2 separate regions of the Homo sapiens genome follow, and region 1 is linked to region 2. Evidence: read pairs that join two places in POLR2A ChIA-PET (ENCODE). Cell type or tissue: CD4-positive, alpha-beta T cell. All regions are shown on one strand. Links, peaks and the distances in the headings refer to the core of each region. The heading gives the core; the rest is flanking DNA. Region 1 overlaps RIPOR2 (RHO family interacting cell polarization regulator 2). Region 2 overlaps LOC105374981 (a long non-coding RNA gene).

Region 1 (11,931 bases), core at 1,431-9,430, 88 kb after region 2:
CCAATCTTAGAAGACAAAATATATTATTATGGAGAAATTTAAATATACTCCAATATGATACTGTTCTGTCAGAATCTAATGACTTCCATTGGATTGGCCTTTCTTCATGTTAAACACAAGGATTCCGATAACTAATTCAAGTTCACTTCTCAAAATATTTATTCAATATTAAAAAAATAAATTTCCAGGGCCGGGCATGGTGGCTCATATCTGTAATCCCAGCACTTTGGGAGGCCAAGGCAGGTGGATCACCTGAGCTCAGAAGTTCAAGACCAGCCTGGTCAACATGGAGAAACCCCGTCTCTACTAAATATACAAAAATTAGCCAGGCATGGTGGCGGGCACCTGTAATCCCAGCTACTTGGGAGGCTGAGGCAGGAGAATCGCTTGAACCCAGGAGGCAAAGGTTGCAGTGAGCTCAGATTGTGCCATTGTGCTCTAGCCTGGGCAACAAGAGCGAAACTTCATCTCAAAAAAAAAAAAAAAAAATCCAAATTGGTATTAGAGAATCTCTAAAATAGCTTCAAAGATAGAAGGAAAGGGGAAATATATTGGATTTTCTAATACTTTTGAGTATGATATAATCAAGATATTCTCACAAGCCTAAGTCAATTGAACTATAAATGACTGTACTTTTTCAAACTTCTTTTAATTCCAGCAAATTAAAACAATTGAAAGATACATGAGACGCCTGGAGTTTCATATAAGTAAGGTAACTGAAATTCCTGTTCTCATTGCCTGTTTTTCAGTTCTGTTGCTAATCAAATACACCTTTGGGCTGAGCGTAGTATCTAGTGCGTGGAGAACTTCCTATCCAATTGACTCCTAAGCTGACTAGCAATTACGTCATCAAGTGGGCACTAAAGATGGAGGAACAATAAGAATGGAAGGCCTGATGGCCCAGCACAGTTTTGACTCTACCTCAGTTCCACAAACATTTATTAAGTGCTAAGTAACAGGCACAGTTACTTCCAGCCTCAGTGTAGAGTGCTTAGAGATAAACTATCAATCAAACTAGCCCTACAAAAAACTTCATGTTTGTCTAACTTTACACTCTGGTTCCACATAACACTTGGTGCCCCGTAAACTTCTTCATGAAGGCCTTATAACTACCAAAAGACCACTGTCTCAGCGCCTCCCTCAATCTCTCTCAAGCCCTTGGCTCTTTCCACTCTCCCTCATATGGCATGGTTTTCGGGTGCCATTTTATCCTCTCTCCCCTAGATGTGCACTACTTTGTCAGTGTCCCTGACACCCAGCCCTGAACCCCATAGTTCACTGGTGGTCCAATGAGGCTGACTATCACCCCCTTGTTCTGGGCACTATCAGGAGTTATTGGTGCCACCTAGAAAATATTTACCTTTAGAGGCAGCTAAATCACACCATTATCAATTCCTGTTTGTCTATATCTATCAGCCTCTCTTCCAAGTGGGGAGCCTGGGAGTTTTAGCAGATCTCTCTAAGAGTCAGAAGCCCTAGGTTCTATTCCCAGCTCTGCCACCTACTCACTTGCTATGTCATCTATGTGAATCTTGGCTTTCTACTCTGTGAAGTGGAGCTGGGGAGGTACACAGATTTGATCTACATGATCCTAAGAATCCTTTCTGGTTTAAAATTCTAGGATGATTTGTATGTATGGATATACATGTATATGCTACTGCCTTCGTACATTCTTGCTTTGAAAGATATTTACTACCTAGGCAAATCTGAAATTGCTCCTATTTCTGCTAAACTCAATAAATAAAACAATGACATCCATCAGAAGGTATTTATGTGGCAGGCAAGCTTTGACATATTATTGTTTAATTCAAAAAACAGCAAGAAAACAATCAGTATTAGGTAAGGGTATATTTATCAATCTTGCATCCATGGTTGTTAGATACAACAATCCCAATGGTTTTCAAAGGTCAGTGGTACTCTTTCTGTTTGCAATATCTTATATTCAGACGCCTAACAAATTATATGTAATTGAATGATTCAATTAATCAGTTTATTTAATGAGCCACTGCTGACTGATAGGTAAGATAAATGCTTGCCTACAAATGGCCTTCTGCTAAGGTGACTACCTAGGTATACTTTATCCAAAAGTTTAATTCCATTTGGCTAGGATAGGTTGATATTTAAGCAAAAACAAAGAATAAACTTTCTCACTACACAAAGTAATAGATTAAGTCATTATGGCTATACCGATGGTCCTGTGGGCACTGTCTCCTTATTGAAAGGATAACAAGCTCAGAAACTTTGGCGTACCCACTAGTAGGGGAAAGGGTTGCAAGGGCAGTTCCCCAGAAGACCACATGGGTGACATAGCCTGACCTGCATTGGAAGAGATATTAGCACTTGGGTTTCTAAAAGTTTTGTGGGGATCTCCCACATCAGAACAATTTGCAATGTTTATTTAAAATTTCAGATTCCTGGCCCAGCCCTAACCTACTGAATCAGCATCTCAGAGTGGGGCCTGGGCATCAGCATTTTACCAAGCTCACCAGATGAGGCTTAGCTTTAAAGCACGGAAACCACACTCTATGCCAACCATCAACCAAAAGATGTCATCAGCAGATAGGACACTCCTTGAGTCTTATATCTCCCTCTTAATCAAAGATAAATCCACTGACCCTGAAGATTAAAGATGATTCTTTTCAGTTTGGGCATTCTTCTCAGCAGAGTTGAGTGCATTGTTGAAGTAAATAGCAACAAAGAATCCTTTAATCAAGAGAATAATTTTTAGTCTCTTCATGTTTGCATTCTAAACTAAGTGTCATTGATATCTGTGTAGAGAATGCAATTATGGAAAATTGTAATCCTCAAACAGGTTATAGTAATGCTTTTTAGTGAGCAGCCAAAAGTTTGCCTTCAGAACAAAACGGGACTCTTAAACTCTGAAATCTAGTATATGCATCTCCACCTTCTTCTGGATCTATAGTTAAGCTTCCTTTTTGAAGAAACAAAGTTCATACTGAAATGAAAATTCAAATAGTGCTAGGTAAGTATGCCTCCCCAAAGCAACAGGTTTTATTTGCTTTTGACAATGCCTGATGGTATTGTTGTTTGTTATCCGCCTGAAAATTCTTGTAGTTAACTGCAGTCAGTTAAAGATAGTACCAGACTTATAGAGATAAATATCATTAGGAATAACTTTAGAACAGGTTTTTTTTTTAGCTAAGCACAATGATGTGCACCTGTAGTCTCAGCTACTTGGGAGGTTAAGAGGATCACTTGAGCCCAGCAGTTAGAGACCAGCCTGAGCAACATAGCAAGACCTCATCTCAAAAAAAAAAAAAAAAAAATTTTCAACCCTAGCACTACTGGCATTTGGGGATAATTCTCTATTGCAGGAAGCTGTCCTCTGCATTATAGGATGTTTAGCAGCATGCCTGGCCTCTACCCACTAGATGCCAGTAGACCCCTGGGGGTCAAAATTGCCTTGGGTTGATTGAGAATCACTGCCTTAGAAGAATTAGCTGATTATCAGGCTTATATGAGTATAAAATCAATAGTCATTTGAAAAGGGTATATTGTTATTATTTAGAAGCATAAGTGTAGATGTGTAGCAAAAGAAAAGTTCATTTATATTGCTTCAATTTATTTTTTTGTAATTGTCACATAATTTACACGAAAAAGAGTTGAGTTCTTAAGTGTTCAGTTTGATATATTTAGATAATTGTGTTTTACCCTAATTTTAAGAATAACTTTTTCCTTTACAGTTGAGCCAAGACTTTACAAAAGTTATCTTCAATATATATCCCCAAGTTACTTTATGAAATACTAAATCTGGATGTGTAAATATCAGGATTACAAATCCTAATATTGTGACACTACCTCTTAAAGTGATATTAGCCTAGGATACTACAAAGTTTTCACCTTGGTATGAAATTGTACAAACCCTTTCAGTGTTTGTTCTATATACAGAAGGCTCTCATCTTCCTTATTTAATAGTTACAGTCTTATTTAATACTTAATTATTTTTATTATTTAATACTTATTTGTTTAATACTTATTTAATACTTACAGAAAGCTCTCATCTTTCTTATTTAATACTTACAGTCCACCCATGAACCCACAAAGTCACCTGGGAGTCATTTTAAACAATTCCAATGATAGCCTCAAACAATGCAAGAGAGGCACTTCCCTTTTGCATAATTTGAAAACAGGATTAGAGCAAAATCTGTTTTGAGACAAAATGTATCACAGTGGCTACAATAAAAACGATTGGTCCCTATCTAAAAGGATAATACTTCTACAGGATTCTCTTTGTAGAGGTCAGAAATATAAAGTAAATTAAGCATGTAACAATGATCTATGTATTTTCTTTCAAGCCTGACATTTATTTCTGTTTCCTGTTTTGATTCTGGCAGGTAGATGAACTCTATGAAGCTTATTGTATCCAGCGACGCCTCCAGGATGGTGCCAGCAAAATGAAGCAAGCCTTCGCAACATCCCCTGCCAGCAAAGCTGCCCGGGAGAGTCTGACAGAGATCAATCGGAGCTTCAAGGAGTACACAGAGGTATAACTCCCTAACCTGCTTAAGTTGCCGAATCCCATCTGGCCTGGTGTGAATTGTTGGTAATTGCCAAGAACAAGGCAAACAGCAACCCACAACCTCATTCCACCCTCTAGAAAGATAGGTTTTACTGTTAGCCTAAAAAGTATGCAAGAAAGGCAATCGGTAGAATTGCTTAAAATGAATGAATAAGCTGGGAGTGGCGGCATGTGCCTGTAGTCCTAGTTATTCAAGAGGCTGAGGCAAGAGCATTGCTTGAGCCCAGGAGTTCAAGGCTGCGGTGAGCTACGATCGCGCCACTGCACTCCAGCCTGGGTGACAGAGCGAGGCCACATCTCTAAAATAAAATAAAATGAATGCGTAAACCACATTGCCCTGATTTGTGTCATTTAAACACACTTCTAAATATTCTAGTGTAAATCGAGCCTAGTTTTATCCCTGGAAGTGGAGCAGACCCTATGGTTCAGATAGCTACACTGGATGTCAGTGTTGGATCAGTAACCCTCTGCCTACAATGTTTTTTTTAATTGTGAGAAATTTTTATCATAAAGGAGCCAAGATTAAGAACCATGAACAGAAGTGTGCTTTCCTGGTTTCCAACTCTCTGGGGCCCAAGCATCTGACATAGAGAGGTCTTCACTCCTCCTGGGGTCACCTAATACCAATGTCTTTGATGAAATGACTAAATTATTAAAGCAGCACTCCTCACTATCCCATGAGTCTTTGTTCAGAGATCAGATTTCATGAATGAAGTCATCAGCCTGTAGAGGGTCTGTTGGACAATTCCCAGAGCTGAGCATCTGGTTCAGCCCTGGGATCAGAAGGACAGCTTGGATGACTGTCAGTAGGATCCCTTTGTGTGTACACTCCCGTGTTGCCTCTTGTCTAAACCAAGTTTCTCTCTTTATTTGACTTAAAGCAGGGCTTCTTTACCTAAGTTCCTCCTTTAGAATAATTTTTTTATTATTTTTTGAGAGATAGAGTCTTGCTCTGTCACACAGGCTGGAGTGCAGTGGCGCGATCTTGGCTCACTGCAATCTCTGCCTCCCGGGTTCAAGTGATTCTCCTGCCTCAGCTTCCCAAGTACCTCTCCTGCCTCAGCTTCCCAAGTAGCTGGGACTACAGGTGTGTGCCACCACACCCGGCTAATTTTTGTATTTTTAGTAGAGACGGAGTTTTACTATACGTTGGCCAGGCTGGTCTCGAACTCCTGATCTCAGGTGATCCACTCGCCTCTGCCTCCCAAAGTGCTGGGATTACAGGCATGAGCCACTGAGCCCGGCCTAGAATAATGTTTTTTAAATGCATAAAATAAAATACATAGGAATTGAAAAGAAGAAAATATATTGAAATACAGTTATTTCAAAATCATCAGTATAGTTTTCAAAATATTTCAAAAGTCAAATATGTGACATAGTTCTATGCTGCTGCTTTATTAACACATCAAATTATAAGATCTAGTAGTGGCTCTAATAACTACTGAAACATCAAAGTAATGAAAAGTATAAATGATTTTTTAAAAAGTTATCTGCAATAAATAATGTGACATGAACATATATGTGATTTCTATCAGTGTCAAAGTCACAGGTATGGCTAATACTGCTGTGGCTTGTTTTCTACCTTCATCATACCTAAACATGTTTAATTTCAGTTAAATGATAGTGAAAATAAAGATCTGACTCTTCCCACCCTCCCCCATCCTACTTTGTAGAGCTGCAGATTGAAAATTCCTGGCCTAGAAGCAGTCCTAGTTCACGAGACCCCATTTCTACAGATCTCTGAAATGAGGAGAGCCGTTTCCAATTATAAAGGATGTTTATAGGACAAATGCAGATAACTGACCAGCAGAATGCAGGGGCTGCCTTTGTTGGCATATTTGCAGGTCATTTCAGACACAGCCACCCTTGATCAAGTGCCAGGGCATGGCATCATGACCTTGCTCACAAATTCAAAGACATAGAGTGCAATTTAAACTGCCTTAGAGAAGAAAGAAGTCCAGGACTTCTGTAGCCTCATACCTCATTTGGTATCAGGTGGTTTTATATCCTCATGGCCGGGTGCAGCGGCTTATACCTGTAATCCCAGCACTTTGGGAGGCCAAGTTGGGAGGTTCACTTGAGGTCAGGAGTTCAAGACTAGCCCAGCCAACATAGCAAAACCCCGTCTCTACTAAAAATACAAAAATTAGCCGGGCGTGGTGGCGGGCACCTGTAATCCCAGCTACTCGTGAGGCTGAGGCAGGAGAATCGCTTGAACCTGGGAGGCAGAGGTTGCAGTGAGCTGAGACGGCGCCACTACACTCCAGCCTGGGTGACAGATAGAGACTCTATCTCAAAAAAACAAAAAAGCAAGAAAGAAATACATCCTCACATAACCACAAAAGCCAGCATGTTATTATGATGATGGTTTAAAATGAGGATTTAACAATGAGGTCAAGGTAGGCTCAGGTGCTTTTTCGTGTGCAGCAATGTTCATCAGTGGCTGTGGGTGGTGGGGGGGTGCCAGTGGTCGGGGGAGGAAAATTTTGACCATGGATGTCCTCAAGTCTTAACCTAGCTGCTCTCACGTTTTTCAGAGATACTGGTAGCAATCCTGACATGCATGATAGCATAGTTGATATGTCTGGAAACTGTTTCTTCACAGAAGTGCCCAATACTCTGAGGAAATAAATTGGTTTATAATACTGAGGCTTTGTTTTCAAGGCTTTCAAGCTACGCAGAGCTCAGACTTCAGGAAGTTTTCCCCAGCCTTGCTAGCTAGTTCAGGTAGTGAGAATTTACAAGGGAAAAAGCAATGCCATTCTCTTTGCATCCCATGAGAGTGATCATTTGGAGCAGAACAACGAAACATAGAAGAATCAGAACCTCTAGGCTGAGGTCCTCAGCATACAGAATTCAAATGGAAGCAATACCAGCCTGCACTAATCAAGCTGGCCATGCTTTTGTCAGTGAGGCCACCCTCGAACCCCTAGCCTTGTGGGAGGCTGGCAACTGAGGGAGAAGCCTGCAGACATCACCCTGCATCAAGCTTCAATGGAGACTGCTGCTTAGCATAGCAGAGGCAGCATCCAGATTGTAAGCTGGTCAAGCAGCAGAAGGGCCTCCCTGGGGATGGCCCATGGCCGCAGCACTTTCCCTTTTCATTTCTAACTGCAATTGTTCTATTTAGGTCCTCAGGTATTGAGGAAGTAGGGTGAGGCTAGTTATGTATCTAACCACATGCACAGATGGTGTTACTCCTTCTCTCTATCCTTTTCCTTCAACATCAAAGAGAAGACCCTTGTCAGACCCAAAAATAATTTTTGGGGCGCTGTAGGTTTGCAGTAGGAAGTCTGCCTTACTCACTTGAGCAGAATTCAGCCCTTGTGCTCTTTTGGCCCCAAATTTTTAAGAAAAATTTCAAACCTATAGAAAAATTGAAAGACTTGTACATTGAACACCATATGCCTTTATCTAGATTTACCAATTGGTAATATTTGGCCATATTTGCTTTCCCTCTCTCTCATATGATCAAATCCCCCTCAAGTCATTTGACAGTAAGTGATAGACATCATGACATTTCACCCTATATGTATTTTAACCTGGATCTCTTTTTAAAATTTATTTGTAATTGGCAAATAAAAACTACATATTTATGGTATACAACTTGATGTTTTGAAGTGTGTATGCACAGAAATATGTAATACAATGGCTAAATCAAGCCAGGGATCTCTTAATAGTAACCTATGGAATATCTACATTTCCTACATAACCACATACCATTACTACAACCAAGAAAATTGACAATCATCCCATAGAATTATATAACATATTGTCCATTTTCAAGTTTTCCCTATTTGGATCAATAATGTCTTTTATAAATGTTTTGATTTATTTACTTTCAAATCAGGATATTATCAAGGTTAAGTTGTTACATTTGGTGATTATGTTTGTCTAGTCTCTTTATGTAGAAATTTTTTCCCCTATGATACTGCCTTTTTGTAGAATTCATGCTAATTCCTATAGACTACCCCACATTCTGAATGTGTCTATTTTTGATATAATCTGACTTGCTCATCTATGCCCTAAATTTCCTGTACACTAAAAGGTGGGCTTAGACTCAGATCAAACATTTTGTCAAGAATGTTTCTTAGGCTGTGCTGTGTGGAGCAAACAGGTAAATGCTTCTCGTTGTTCACGCAGTGGTTGTGCTGCTGTTCGAACGTCGTGTGCTTTGAGCTGTTGGGTGAAAGGCTAGCTCTCATGATCGTCTCCTGTCCTCTTTGCAGAATATGTGCACCATTGAAGTGGAGCTAGAGAATCTGCTGGGAGAATTCTCCATCAAGATGAAAGGTATTATTTTCCTTGTTTAGAGAGAATAAGGAGCCATCTCTGCAGAGTGCAGAGCTCCTTGAAGTTTGAGAGCCCATGCTATTTTTATTTTCCTTGCAAAGACGCAGCGCCACCCACTCTCAACCCACCCCACTTTTGATAGTTTACTGATGCTTCTCATCCTGAGGCTTACCTACACACACAAAAATATTATGACAGAATCTCAAACATACACAGAAGTGGAGAGAACATTATAATGAGCCCCCATAAACCCATCACCTAGATGTAATAATTAGCAAGATTTTGCCACATTTGCTCCATCTCTTTGCTTTTGTTTTTCCTTTGATAAAAGAGAAGTCCTTTGATGAAATAAAACCCAGATATGTCAGTCTGCTGCTATACACTTCAGTATGCATCTCTTAAAGCATGGGGCTGTCATCTTACATAACCACGATGCCAAGTACTGTCACGTTTTCACAGCTAACAAAAATAATAAACCCTGGTTATTAACCCATTCCATTATCAGATTTCCCCCGTTGTCTCAAAAATGCCTTGTACATTTGATTAGTTCAAATTAGGATCCCAACAAGGTCCATGCATTACAATTGGTTGTTAGGTATATCTTTTAGATTTCCTTTAATCTAAAACAAACCTCTCCCTACCTTTTTTTCTACCCTTGACTTGCTGTAGAAACCATTGTACAGAATGTCCCACATTCTAGCTTGTCTGTTGGCTTCTTTGGGGTGATCTTTAAATTCTTCCTTTAGCTCCTCATGTTTCTAGCAAACTAACTATGAAATTTTGTAAATCTTGGTGTTAAACCCACAGAGAATTTTTCCCCTCCCAGTGCCTTTCTGGTATTTATTCCAGAAAGTTCCAAACTAGACACATTATTGAGTTAAACCACAGCATCTTCAGAACAAAAACGAAGTCTGGTTTTAGAAAATAGAGCATTGCTCAGGTGTTGTCAGATTTACGGCTCAGTGGCCAGGCATGGCTGTCAAATGAGCGGCCATCACAGCAAGTCAATTTCTCTTCCAAGTTTTGGCCCATCTGACTGCAGTGAAGAGGGCTGGTGCTTATGCAATTCTGAGGTTTCTTAGCAGCTTGATCCCTGGGTTGCTAATGGGGATTTAATCACCTTCTTTCTACTTTCTGCAATTAAGGGAGTAAAGAAAGGAGACTTTTTTTTGAAAGGGCTCGACAGGAGGGCTTCATTTTCCAATGAATCATCTAACTCAGGAGGGAAATTATTCTGTCAAGCACTAGGCACTGACATGTAAGAGCCTGTCTGAGAATACCTGGAATATAAATGACCTTGACCCTCAGCTTCCCAAATGGCTGCATGCTTCTCTTCCGGCAGATCCGGTAGGGAATCAGTTTAGTATTCAGTGTTAAGTTTCAACACTTGCTTTGCTACTGAGTCTGGCATCTGTGCTTTTTTCCATTTTTTAGGTCCATTCTCTACATTTTTGGGTCCTCACTTGAGTCAGTGGTTCCAAAATCACGCAGGTCCATAGTCCCACGTGGGCCCTGGAATTTTTATTTTAACTTTGAGGATGATTCTATCAGCAGCCTGATCAATTCTGGAAAATAACTGCCCTGAATCAGTGTTTAGCAGAAAACCTTCCCTCTACTTCCCCCAACTCTCAGACGCCACCCACACAGACTAGCACAGTCGCAGAGTCTCGCAGCCTAACAGTAATTCAAATCATGCACATCACCTATCACTGCTAATATAAAAAAGTACTATATTTCTCCTATTTCTGATGCTCAGTATTATCAAGTGCATCTATTTTTGGTGGGATGGTAATTTCCTGATTTTACAGATGGGAAATAGGGGCCTAGAGAGGCTAAATGACTTGTCCCAGGAGTCACACTTAAATTGGAGTCAGACAAGAAACTGAATTCCAGGGTTCTTTGTTCCTAATGCATTCCCACCTCTAACTCCATGTTATGAGGGAAGTTCAGAGCTGAGCAGACAATATAAACCATTGCTCAAAGAATGGTCTCCCTCACGGGCAGATCCTCTCCAACCTAGCACAGAGACACCCTAGGAGTGGGATGGGGAGGAAAGGGACCACCCTCGGACCAGATCTGGAGCTTCAGGCTTGGTGTTCAGGGAGGAGATGATGCTGGAGTCCCTGCCACCTACTGGGGGACCTGGCCACCCCGCTACATCGCAGCCCTGATGGACTGATGAACTTGCTGTTGCTCCTGCTCCTCCATCTCCTCCTCTCTCTGTTGTTCTTGCTCTCCTGCCTGATGTTCCTGAGAGTCCACCTGAACGCTTGGTTTCTTCCATGGGGTTTCTCAGGCCTGAGACTAAATCTCCTTCCTCATTGATAGACTCCTGTCTCCTCCACTTTCCTCATCTAACAGGCAAACTCAGAAACTACATCTGTGAAGGCTTTCAATGGTAAACACCCCCATGGAAATCTTTCTCTTCCTCCATAAAGAGAAAGGGAAACCTCATGCTGCCAAGAAATCCTATTGTCTTTGCAATTAGCTGCTTTCTCATCTGTTACTCATTCTGGTAAAAACTACTTCCAACATACATATTGACAAACAGACTATTTCACAATACTCTCAGACCTGGCAACCACTAACTTCCTCGTGCCACACCCTTCCTCACTTCCCTTTTTGCCCCAACCCCAACACTAGAAAACAACCTTTTGGGGTAGTGACATTAAAGATAATAGAGCAAGTACTTACTGAGTGCCTGCTATTGGCCAGGCACTTGACTGCATTCTGATGACTGCTCCCTGGCCTTGAGTTCCACATGGTCTACCAGAGAAAACAGACATATGAGGCTGTGCATTCTCATTCAATGGAACAAATGACCACCTGAACAACAGTGTGACCCAGTTTGCTGCAAAAGCAGGAGGGGAGAGGAGGAAAAGGTTGCCACTCACCTCTCTAGTTGGGGAGAGGAGCAGGAAAGAGGAAGGCATCCCAGTGTAATGTATGGTGAACAGCACCAGAATAGCATTCACCAAACAGAGGAAAGCCTGTTCAGAGGTGACAAGTAGACCGGTGTGGCTGACGTGATTGTTCGGAGAAGAGCTATGGAGAATTAGTTGGGTCCTGACTATAAAAATCCATGAATGCCAGGCTAA
Region 2 (11,931 bases), core at 1,404-9,403:
CATTATTTAGTAGATGCATTTGTACATATGACCATACTACACTATAATAACCATAGTTATTATTTAGTGTTCTATAGTGTTTCATTGCAAAACATAGCTTTTTAAAATTCATTCTCTGATTCTTAGGCATTCGGATATTTTTCCATTTTTGCCTAAATAACACATCTTTGTGTATATTTTTTGTTCTCTTAGATTATATCCTTAAGTTATTTTTCAAAAGACATTACTAGATCAAACTATTAAGAGTATGTTACTTGTCACCATCATACACTCAAGAAAGACTGATCCAGTTTACAATACCACCAACAGTGTTATCAGAAGGATTTGTAATTTTTTAAGTGTAATTGTTTATTTGTTTTTGCTTTTTTGTTTTTTGAGACGGAGTCTTCGCTCTGTCGCCCAGGCTGGAGTGCAGTGGCACGATCTCAGCTCACCGCAAGCTCTGCCTCCTAGGTTCACTCCATTTTCCTGCCTCAGCCTCCCAAGTAGCTGGGACTACAGGCGCCTGCCACCATGCCCAGCTAATTTTTTTGTATTTTTCAGTGGAGACGGGGTTTCATCATGTTAGCCAGGATGGTCTCGATCTCCTGACCTCGTGATCCACCTGCCTCGGCCTCCCATAGTGTTGGGATTACAGGCGTGAGCCACTGCACCCGACCCTCCTTCTCATTCTTTAGGAATCATTTGGCCATCACTCCCTCCAAAAGTCTTTCCTGACTCCCATGGCTCTATCAAATGCCCTTACTAAGAGCCCACAGAACCCTATATTTCCCCTATGATAATGACACTCATTGCATAACATTGGAATTGCCAGTTAACTTTTCCCAGCCACCCATTTACCAGCTATGTAACTTTGGACAAGTTACTTAACCTCTTGATGCTTTATTGCCTCATATGAAAAGTGGGGATATAAATAGTACCTATATCATAGTCTTGCTATGAGGATTAAATAAGATAATATTTGTAAATCACCAAGAACAGTGACTGGCACATTGTAAGTACAACTTAAGTGTTTCTTAAAAAGAGTCGTTACACGTCTTTAGACAGTGAGTCCCAAGAGAGATTTTTAAAAATCTTCCTGTTGCATCCTTTATAAATGCTACTTAATGAATAATACATCAATCAATTAATTAAGCAAATGTACCAATAATTCAAAGCTACCTCATATTTTCAAGATCCAGGAGAAATGGTGGATAATAGATGAAATAAGTTTTCAGAGAAGTCAAGAGAAGACAGAGGCAGAAACAAAGATAACAGTTTAAGTTGGTGGAGAAACGATAGGTTGTTCAATAAATAAAACTTGGATCATTTGTTAACCATTTGGAAAAAACCTGAAGTGAGAATCCACCCACAGCAAAAACAAAAGTAATTCTACGTGCAACTGGTAATCGAAAGAGAAAATCTTAAAAGAACTACAAGAAAACAAAACAATGTTTATCTGATTCTGAGCTAGAGTAGATATTTGCAAGCAAGGCACAGAGAGCAAGATTTATTGATGTGGAAAGACGTTCCCTATAAATTGAGAGCTGTACAGATGAGTTATTAAAACTCCAGCCTCTGCGGCAGACTGCCTAGGTCCATAGCCCACCTCTACCGCTTAAAAACTTCAAACAGATTACTTAAATTCCTTAGGCCTCAGTTTCCTCATCTAGAAAGTGGGGATTATCATAATAATTACAACTACCTAGCGTGTCATGAGGATTAAATGAAATATTTGCATATCACAAATGATATAGAATGATATCTGACTGAACTTATTTTTATTAAATTTATATAAAAATTATGTCAGCTCATCATATCTCAGAGGTAAGATGATAAGTATTTAAGTTTTTCTCCCTTTTAACAAAAGTCTAATGGTTTCACAATAAGCATACACTGCTTTTAAAATAAGGAAAAAGTTATTTTTAACCTAAAAAATCATCTTAAAATCTCAGTGTAGAATATTTGTAGTCATGCAAAAATATTTATGATCTATTGTAAGAGGGAAAAAGAGATTTATGAGATAGCATGTGCGGAATAATTTCAATTGTGTAAAAATACTTATTTAATGTGCAGAGACACACAATCATGTGTGGAAAAAACAAAGAATCTACAATGCCAGCAGTAATTGTCTCTTAATGTTTGAGTTACATGTGATTTTTATTTTCTTCTTTGTGTCTTTCATATTTCCTAACATTTTCAATATGGATATGATTAATTACAAAACCAGAGAAAAGTTGTAATTTTTTTTTTTTTTTTTTTGAGACAGAGTCTCACTCTGTCGCCCAGGCTGGAGTGCGGTTGCTGCAATCTTGGCTCACTGCAACCTCCGCCTCCCAGGTTCAAGCAATTCTCCTGCCTCAGCCTCCCAAGTAGCTGGGATTACAGGCACCTGCCACCACACCTGGCTAATATTTTTTTGTATTTTTAGTAGAGACAGGGTTTCATCATGTTGGCCAGGCTGGTTTCGAACTCCTGACCTCAAGTGATCTACCCACCTCAGCCTCTCAAAGTGCTGGGATTACAGCCGTGAGCCACTGCACCAGGCTTGTAATTTTTTTTTTTTTTTTTTTGAAGGAGCAGCATGGACCTTAGACGGAGTAAGAGATAGGTTTTCAACTATAACAGAGGGGAAGAAAAGAAACTGCAGATTTAAAAGCGGAAGAGAAGAAAGTAAGAGAGTCATGCTTGATGGTCTATATTTTCTCTGAAATAGGAGGTGAGATAGGGAGAATGGTTTAAGCTTTGAAATAGTGGGGGGAGGAATGAAAAAGGGCTAACTAGAGATCTTTTTTAAAAATTGTGAGCAGGGGTGAGGGGCCTACTGTGTTTTAAAACTAACTTAATATTGTGTGAGCTGTGAGCCTTCTGTCCCCCAGGGCTCAGATGCCCCGGTCTAGGATATGGAGACAGATTAATCCAAGGCTGATGAGAGGTTACAAAGAAAATATGCCACGCATAGCGGAAGATCTGGAAGGTTCTAAGCCAAAATATTAACAGTGCTTATTTCTGGCTCTTGGGACTATGGTTGGATTTTAAACTTCCTTTTTAAATCTTACTTGCTTTATTTACAATGGACAGGTATTATAAATTGATAAATTTTTTGACAAAAAATTAAAATGCAAACAATACAAGCAAACATATAGAAGTAAACTCTCCTCCCAAAATATCTAATCCAGAGATAACATCCTTGTTCACATTTTGGCCAACATCCTTTCCTCTAAGCACATCTACACATACTCAGTATATATGTCATTACCTGTTCTACAAATCAGGATATATAAACGGCCACAACTCTTAATTCTTTTACTATTTGTTCATGTCCATATATACCACATTAGGAAGAATGCCCTAAGTGCTGCACAGCCACCAAAATGTCTAAGAATCTCAAAGACTTTCTCATTCTAGAAGGCATACATTTTATTATCAATGCTAGGACTCTTGGGAATGAGAATACGTTATTAATCCAACGTGTGCTGTTTATTTCTTTGCCATGAGAAGCCACTATTAAAGACGGGGCCTAAGGCTGAGTGCAGTGGTTCACACCTGTCATCTCAGCATTTTGGGAGGCTGAGGCAGAAGGATCACTTGAGCTCAGGAGTTCGAGACCAGCCTGAGCAATATAGTGAGATATTGTCTCTACAAAAAATTTGCCAGGCATGGTGACACATGCCTGTAGTCCCAGCTACCTGGGAGGCTGAGACAGGAGAAACGCTTAAGCCTGGGAGGTTAAGGCTGCACTGAGCCATGATAACACCACTGCATTCCAAGCTGGGCAACAGAGTGAGACCCTGTCTCAAAAAAAAAAAAAAAAAGGAGAGAGAGACTGGGCCTGCACAGTTCACCAGGTGTGATTCCTGTGTTGCAGCGGCAGTCACTGGTCACCAATCCTCACCTGCCCTGCTGTGTTTCTCAGCTTGGGCTTCAAAGTTGGAGTTCTCCCTTCTAAAGTCAACATTCTGCCAAGGATCATAATTGTGCCAGGGTGTTTGTATCTGAAGACACTGACTAGCGATAAGAGAAAATATTCAGGAATAGGGAGGTCCACTTGCTAAATGCAAACCAGCCTGCCTCTGAGCATCCTCAGGTGCTTCTGTTGAGTCCAAGTTACCAACCCGCCCTCCAGGTAATTTTATTTAGGGCTCTGTATTAGTATGCTTGGGCTGCCATAACAAAATAGCCCTGGTGGCTTCAACAACAGAAATGTATTTCATCACAATTCTTGGGGCTAGAAGTCCAAGATCATCAATGTTCCAGCTGTAAGAAGAAAGCATATCCTTCTTTCCCATCACTAGGTTCATGACTGAGGCTCCAATAACAAAGGACCGATTAACAAGAGAAAAGCAGACAAATTTAATGAACGTAAGTTTTACATGACAGGGGAGCCTTTAGAAATGAAGACTCAAAGAAACAGAGAAGCTTGTGTATTTTTATGCTTAGGTTTGATGACGAGGAGACAGTCATGCAGATGTATGATTGGACAAAGGGATCATCTAATGTTCATAAACTGGGGGAATGTTTTGAAGACTGTTCAGATTCTTCTTTGTGTCTTTGTGTCTTCAGAAATAAGGGTCTACCATTCCTCCAGGTATAGGGAAGGTACTTCTCAAATGAAAGCCTTGTGACCCGCTTCAGCAGAGAAGGATGAGGGAAAGGTGAGAGCGACCTTCTTGCTTCTGCTGTTTTCTCAAATGCCAAGGTACCACACTTTGAAGTAGCATGGCCTGAACCCCATCTCAGCTGATTCGCTTTCTGGTGAGAGCTCTCTTCCTGGCTTGCAGGAAGCTGCCTTCTCATTATGTCCTCACATGGTCTTTCTGTGGGGCACACACCTGGAGAGAGAGAGGGCTCTCCAGTGTCTCTTCTATAAGGACACTAATCTTATCAGATCAGGGCCCCACACTTATGATTTCATTTAACCTTAATTTTTTTTGGGGGGGGGCAGAGTTTTGCTCTTGTTGCCCAGGCTGCAATTCAATGGCACAATATCGGCTCACCGCAACCTCTGCCTCCCGGGTTCAAGAGAGTCTCCTGTCTCAGCCTCCCAAGTAGCTGGGATTACAGGCATGCACCACCATGCCTGGCTAATTTTGTATTTTTAGTAGAGACGGGGTTTCTCCATGTTGGTCAGGCTGGTCTTGAACTCCTGACCTCAGGTGATCCGCCCGCTTTGACCTCCCAAAGTGCTGGGATTACAGGCATGAGCCACCACACCCAGCCATAACCTTCATTATTAATACTTCCTTACTCCAAATACAGCCACACTGGGGATTAGGACTTCTATATATGAAATTCGGGGAGACACATACATTCAGTGCATAACAGGTTCTCACTGTGCTTCCCACTAATTCTATGCCCAGCACTTTCCCCTACTGCGTTATCACATTAACTATATGGCTACTCCTTATTTACATGTGTATGTTATTCTTTCTAGATTTAAAAAAGACTTTTGTAAAGCAAACAGCATACATTGTTTCTTTCTGTCTAGTGGTGTGCTGGAGTCAGCACATACCTGCTTATGAGAGCCAGTTGTTAGTTTCAGAAATGTTGTGAGCTGTTTGTTAAAACAGCCATGATTTAAAATTAAATTATATAAGTGTGCAATTAAATAAATTACATTTAAAACAATGCTAATAAATACTCAATACTCATCAGCTCCTCATTACTACCTTTTATTATTATCTGTGCACTGGAGGTTATTTACATCGATTGTATCTGGTTGGTGGAAATGGTGTGCTACTGTGCATCTCTTCCCAACTTTGCTTCAATGATGTTGCATTAGTAGCTTGAAATTAGTCATGGTGGGAGTATTAGCACTATGAAAATCCATAAGCACTGCAAATCAGCTCCCTTACCTCAGAGCTAGTTATTTAGTTTTTACCAGCATACTACTCGCAGTCTATATCCCCAGCAGCCAACATGACAGGATCCCCAGTAAATGCTGTCTGACTGGCTGGATGAATGGATGGATGATAGGAAAGAATAATAGAGAGAGAGCAGTAGAGATTAGGTGACAGGAATAACAGCTGGCAGAGGATGTTGGCTAGGTGGGGCATTTACTATTCTGCGCTTTACCTTGCAGCCTACCCAGCCAACAACCTCAGTTGTTCTATTTCCTTCTTTGTGGGTTTCTCATGTTGTGTTCTTACACATTGTGCAAAAGAGTGCAATATAGTACAGAAAAAATGTGGTCATCCTATGTTGCTCCATCGCATTTCAAAAGAGGTATAAATTTTACATTCTGGTTCATTCCACTGGAGACAGTGGTGTGGCAATGTCCACTGCAGAATACAGGAAGCCCCACATTTACAATTCACTACATATTTACGACTACTGTGGATCCAGCGGAAGGTAAGCAGGGTGGGGTCCTGTTGTGGCAAGGTAGTCTTTACCACAAGTTCCGTTCTCATATGCCCTCATCCCAGTGTGTAGAAAGAAAGGAGAACTAAATATTGCTGCCAAAGCTGATTATTCTGTGAATTAGGGACCAGTGAAAAAATCCTACCCAGAAAATGCCAGAAGCAAGGTCTGGATTTCTTTTTCTCACCAAACCTTTAAAAACTCCGCCCCACCAACCATGACATTTCCTTTGTACCAGTTTTTAATGTTCCTATGAAGTGCCTTACACAGTTTTCTTTTAGCGCATGTAAACAGGAGAGAAACTGGGAAAAACAACTAGAGTAGCAGAAGCGTGAGGCAAAGGAACTGGAAAGAAAGTGATGGAGAAACATTTATTGTTATAAGCACAGTTGCTTCGGAATTCTCTTTAAGCTGCTTTTGAAGGGATCCTTTTACGGAAGTCTTATCTTTGTCAACAAAATTTGAAGACCCCCTATTCCATTAGTTGGCAGACAACACCATGCAAAGACAGCGATTCGACTGCAAAACTCATGAATGAGCTGATTAATTTACGTGAGAAAATGTCTATTTGCCCCTCTCTTACAAAAAACCTGGGGGCTGCAGCACTTAGAAGACAACACAAGTTCTCCTGAGCATAAAAACCATAATCAGGCTCTGTGTAATGGTAGTTCCTCTGCCTAATATTGGGAGGTAGAGCAAAGGTCACTGTAGGGCAGAGTGTTCCGATCACCCTGACACCTGTGACCTGGTGACCACCCACTACTCTCTCAGGTGTCATTCTACCACTTCCATGTTGATATGAACTTCTAAAGTCTCTGATCGCTCTTGCCTAGAGAACTTCTGGAAATCAATGAAGTCATTGATTTTTAAAATGTCTGGAACATTGATTTCTATCAGGCCTCACGCAAAGATCTTGGCTGACCTTTGTCTTCTAGGATGTCGCAGTCTAGCAGGGCATGCTGCCTTCAAAACTGACACACAAGACCTAGATCCTGTGGCTGCAAGTCTAATGCCTGGACTGTGTTCTATGGTACTGCAGAGGTCAGCAGAGAAAATAAAAGATTTGAGAAATCAGCACTAAAGCAGCAAACCCTATGCACCCAACCCCATCCACCTCGCCTGTTAGATAGCTGCACTTTAGGCTTGTTTAAATGAATATATTTTCTTTTTGTTCAGATGGAACAGTTCAGTCATCCCTGTAAGAACTTTCTGGCATAGGTTTCCACAGGTTTGACTCACTGGCTCTTCAAAAGTGTTTTGGCTTGCTCCGGTGACCCTGCCATGTTTCATGTCCCCTACTGCCCATTCACTTAGATTCCTTGTCCTTAATCTCTGCATCAGTAAAGTGAGGACAGACACACTGAGCTCCCTTTTACTTCGTAAGGAAAACAGAAGGATAAGCCACACATACTCCCAAGTATCTTAGGGAAAATGTGCCTTTATTGTCATTAATATTGTCATCATAAAGTAAACCATGAGATTACAGGATTGTGCAAGAGTGAATGCAGAGCCCAAATTTTTCCAAGGGTGAATAAAGGATGGTTGAATAGGAGGGAGGGAGGGAGGAAGAAAAGAGAAAGAATCTTGCATTTAAGACAAGCATTGCCAACTTTCTGCCTTCACAGAGTGATCTGGCCCAAGCAAGTACTTGACAGGATTATTATTATCAGATAATACCTATAATCAGCAATACCATATTACTTTTGCATAAAGTTTTTACTAGAAACCATCCAATGAAACACTACTAGGTGCTCTTCCAGGAACATTTGATACTCAGCACCTTGGTTCATAGCAGCACCGGGCATTTATACTACCCTGTAAATAGCAACAACTGAACTACATGGATGCAACAGGCAGCTGGTTGCATTTGCAACGTTTTTGACACTAGGTCATCTCTAGGATGAGCAGTGAATATAGTGAGAGAGTGGAGCCACCCCTTCCCCGCTCTGCTTCCTCCACCTCACTCACTCACAATACTTAACAACTCTCCTATTTGGTACTTTGTTAAAACTTTGGATGAAATTTCATAAGAAAATAATTCACCCAGAATTCTAACATTTCTCCAGGGGCTGCCCCTTCCAGGTGGTGGGCTATAGCACCCAGGGGCTTTCCCTGAGGGACAAGGAGCTAGGCCCTGGTGAACTCTTGCTAACCAGCTTCAGATCTCTGAGGGGCCACTTCTTCACCTCAGGGTGGCTAGTGAGCCCTGCGCCCCATTGCCACCATGGGTTTCCATGATATTAGAAGATGGGAATATAATATTTATACTGTTTTTGGCATTTGCCAAGTCCCCACTGGAAAAAGCAAGCTGGCATACCTTTATTTACTCCTGCCCATTTTCTCCAAGGTTGCTTAGAGTCCCCAGAAAGCTGGCCCAACCTACCTATTTCACGAAACCTGACCCTAAAGATGTCCTGAAAAGCCCTGAGACCCTTCACGTGCAGAGGCTGAGAGGGCAATCTAATGACTCTACTGCTGAATTTGCAAGGATACGGGTTTATAACCGTTGGTAAGGTGAGAAGTCTCTAAAATCTGCTGTAAAAACACCTTTTAAAGGCTTCAACCTCGTGATACTTTCATGAGGTTTGAGTTCTGGGTTTTGCTTCTTGTTTTTTGGAGAGCTGGCGGCTTTCTGCTCCCCTCCCTCTTGAAACTATGGTGTTTCTATCTTCTTGCTTTCTCCTCCTCTGGCCCCCAGCATTTTCCTTGGTCTACACCCTTGTTTGTAAGTCTTGGTTCACTGCCTTCAGCGCTGTTTGTGGTCTCAGAGAGGATGGGTGGCGCTTTTCAAATTGTTGTCACACCAGATATGGTTCTAAGAAAAGGAAAAAAAAAGATACTATTTGAAGAGTTAAGGAGGAGAGAGTGACATGGATGTACAGAGATGAAATGAGCCCTGGATTGTTTTTGACACCTAAGAGAAGTCAGGGAACAGGGACAAGAGGGAGAGGGTTGGAGAGAGGAGGAAAAGGGGCCAGAACCAGTGCCTCAGAAGCTTGACCCATTGGTCGTTACAAAGTTTCCCTGTGGTCAACCTGAACTGACATTTAAAAGGCAAAAAAATGTTTGAAATAGGAGAGTGGCTGGGCGTGGTGCCTCACGCCTGTAATCCCAGCACTTTGGGAGGCCAAGGTGAGCGGATCACCTGAGGTCGGGAGTTTGAGACCAGCCTGACCAACATGGAGAAACCCCATCTCTACTAAAAATACAAAATTAGCTGGATGTGGTGGCTCATGCCTGTAATCCCAGCTACTCGGAAGGCTGAGGCAAGAGAATCTCTTGAATCCGGGAGGCAGAGGTTGCGGTGAACCGAGATTGTGCCATTGCACTCCAGCCTGGGCAACAAGAGCGAAACTCCATCTCAAAAAAAAAAAAAAAGAAAGAAAGAAAGAAATAGCAGAGTGATTAATAACTAACAACTCCCATGAGCAATCATCTGAGACAGACACAGAGCAGTGAAGGAGAGGAATCTGGGCTCATCATCCTAATGCTCAGAGGTTCTCTTCATAGTCAGGTATTCTGGGGATTGCATCTGTTTTGAGGCCCAATGAGGGGATAGTTAGTTCATGAGTGCAGGACATCTTCGGATGAGATTAATATACGGATGGGGATCTCTACTGGGAGAATTGTTTGGTTATCAACATCCAGGAATCGAAGTTTTCCTGGCTTTAAGTCTGCTGTTGGGACTATATAAGAATCGAAGACTAATTCTTCATAGCCTGTATATTCATAGCTTCAATATCATTGGTGGCCAATTGCTTTGACAGTGATAGAAGGGTTGTTAACCTCATCTGTTATGTACAGAACACGTAAGGATAGGAGGGCAATTAAAATTAAGATAATGGCAGGTAAAATAGTTGAGACAGTCTCGATTTTTTAGGCATCTATGATGCTAGTATGAGTTAATTTTTTGGTGAGTATTAGGAAAATAATGTATAGGACCAGGGAACTAATTAGGAAAATAATTATAAGAGCGTGGTCATGGAAAGTGAGCTCTATAATAGGGGATATAGCGTTTGAAGGCCAAATTGAACTAGACGAGCTATTAAAACATGCGAGAGTTAACTTATACATTAAAAGTTGAGGCAATATCTCATTTTTTTTCTTTTTTCTTTCTTTCCTTCCCTTCCTTCACTGCTCCTTCCTTCCCCTTCCCCTACTCTTTTCCTTCCCCTCCCCTTCCCCCTACTTTTTCCTTCTCCTCCCCATCCTTTATTTGAAAGAGAAGAAAAGGTAGAGCCCCTTTTTGAAGAAGATCAAGGCTGCTAATTAAACTGTAAGGAATCAGAGGAGAATTGCACCATCTTCTTTCTCCACCAGTCCCAGGTCAGGAAAACATGAGACTTTATTCCCTCCTGAGCAGGACCGTTCCATAATTCGGTCCACAGGACACGTTTTCTTTTCTTTTATTCTGGGGTTTTGTTTTCACTGTTTCATTCTTTATCGTAATTTATTAATACATTTCAGACATTAAAGTAGGAAGGTACATTCAGGGTTGAGCCTTCTAGTACACAAAAGAGGAATGGTGATTTCTTACTCGATAATTCTTCATTTCCTCCATCCAAATTGACCCAAATGCATGTAGTTCTTCCTGGATGCCTGACAGAGCAGAGTTAGAGTGCATCTAAGGTGAGCCCAAAACCCGAGACGGAGAGTTGAGGTGTGTTTCAGCCTTATCTGGGCCCACGTCTGTCCTGTAGCATTGATAGGCACCCAGAGCCGAATTTGCGGGAGGGAAGGCTGAAGTTTTAAATCAAGGAGTGTCTCTGGATATCCTCCCACGGAATCTTTAAAAAAACAGACACAATCTGGAAGTATTTTCCTTCCAAAAGAAGAATATTCTGCTCCTCCTTCACGTTTTCTCTTTCTTCCTCCTTTTTTCTTTCTTCTTTCTTTCTGTCACATAGTCTTCAAAATATCTCTTTCTCCAAATTGTTTTTCTGTCTCTGTATAGTCAGAGGTCACTGAAACACATATACTGAAAAGAAGCCACGCCAGGAAGAATTTTCAAAAACACTTGGCCAAAATCAACTTAACAAGTCCTGAATTCTAAATCCTTGTTTTATTCCTTCTTTGAGGACAAGAAATTTGGAGGCCAAAAAGAAATACGTCAGGAGAGACTGGGTCACAGCCCACAAAGCTAGTATGTGCAAAGGGATGGCACTGCGAAGCCTACCTCCTGCAGGGTCCAGACCCCTTGGGCCCCTATTTCTTTTGGCTCCCCCAGGAACCCCCTGATCCCAGTCCCTGCCCTACAGGTCCTGCTGTAGTCCTACTCTGCTCAATGTGAGATCTGCACCAGTAGTCTTTAACCATCTTATTTTATTTATTTATTTTTTGAGACGGAGTCTTGCTTTGTTGCCCAGGTTGGAGTGCAGTGGTGCGATCTTAGCTCACTGCAAACTCCACCTCCCAGGTTCAAGCGACTCTCCTGACTCAGCCTCCTGAGTAGCTGGGATTACAGGATACAAGGTTTCCAATGCGTGAAGGTATGTAATTTTTCAGAATCTACTTTGGGCTTTAAAAATGAGACGGTTGGCAGGGTGCGATGGCTCACACCTGTAATCCCAGCACTTTGAGAGGCCGAGGCAG

The links. Peaks named below come from ENCODE experiments on the same cell type or tissue, not always from the same donor. Only the 100,000 strongest peaks of a DNase experiment are listed, where the experiment ranks them.
Region 1: POLR2A ChIA-PET joins it to region 2 with 6 read pairs; 6 of 35 experiments call an interaction of 5 or more read pairs at or near these places.

The regions. Positions count from the first base shown.
Region 1 is chr6:24,857,875-24,869,805 of GRCh38, reverse strand. It overlaps RIPOR2 (RHO family interacting cell polarization regulator 2), which reads left to right. Exons shown (of 22, transcript NM_001286445.3): 6 at 659-712; 7 at 4,356-4,505; 8 at 8,770-8,833. Among named protein-coding and RNA genes, the nearest start is that of ARMH2, 65 kb to the right of the region's middle. RefSeq lists an enhancer at 7,515-7,624. In CD4-positive, alpha-beta T cell, for the core only: CTCF peaks have their summits at 2,270 and 2,482; DNase peaks (open chromatin) are centred at 2,455 and 6,935; H3K27ac peaks cover 3,441 bases.
Region 2 is chr6:24,946,320-24,958,250 of GRCh38, reverse strand. LOC105374981 (a long non-coding RNA gene) reads right to left here. Exons shown (of 3, transcript XR_007059514.1): 3 at 7,760-9,154. It also overlaps a transcript of RIPOR2 not described here and the pseudogene MTCO2P33. Among named protein-coding and RNA genes, the nearest start is that of RIPOR2, 16 kb to the right of the region's middle. In CD4-positive, alpha-beta T cell, for the core only: no CTCF peak of the experiment used is centred there; DNase peaks (open chromatin) are centred at 6,330 and 9,030; H3K4me3 peaks cover 3,418 bases; H3K27ac peaks cover 6,756 bases.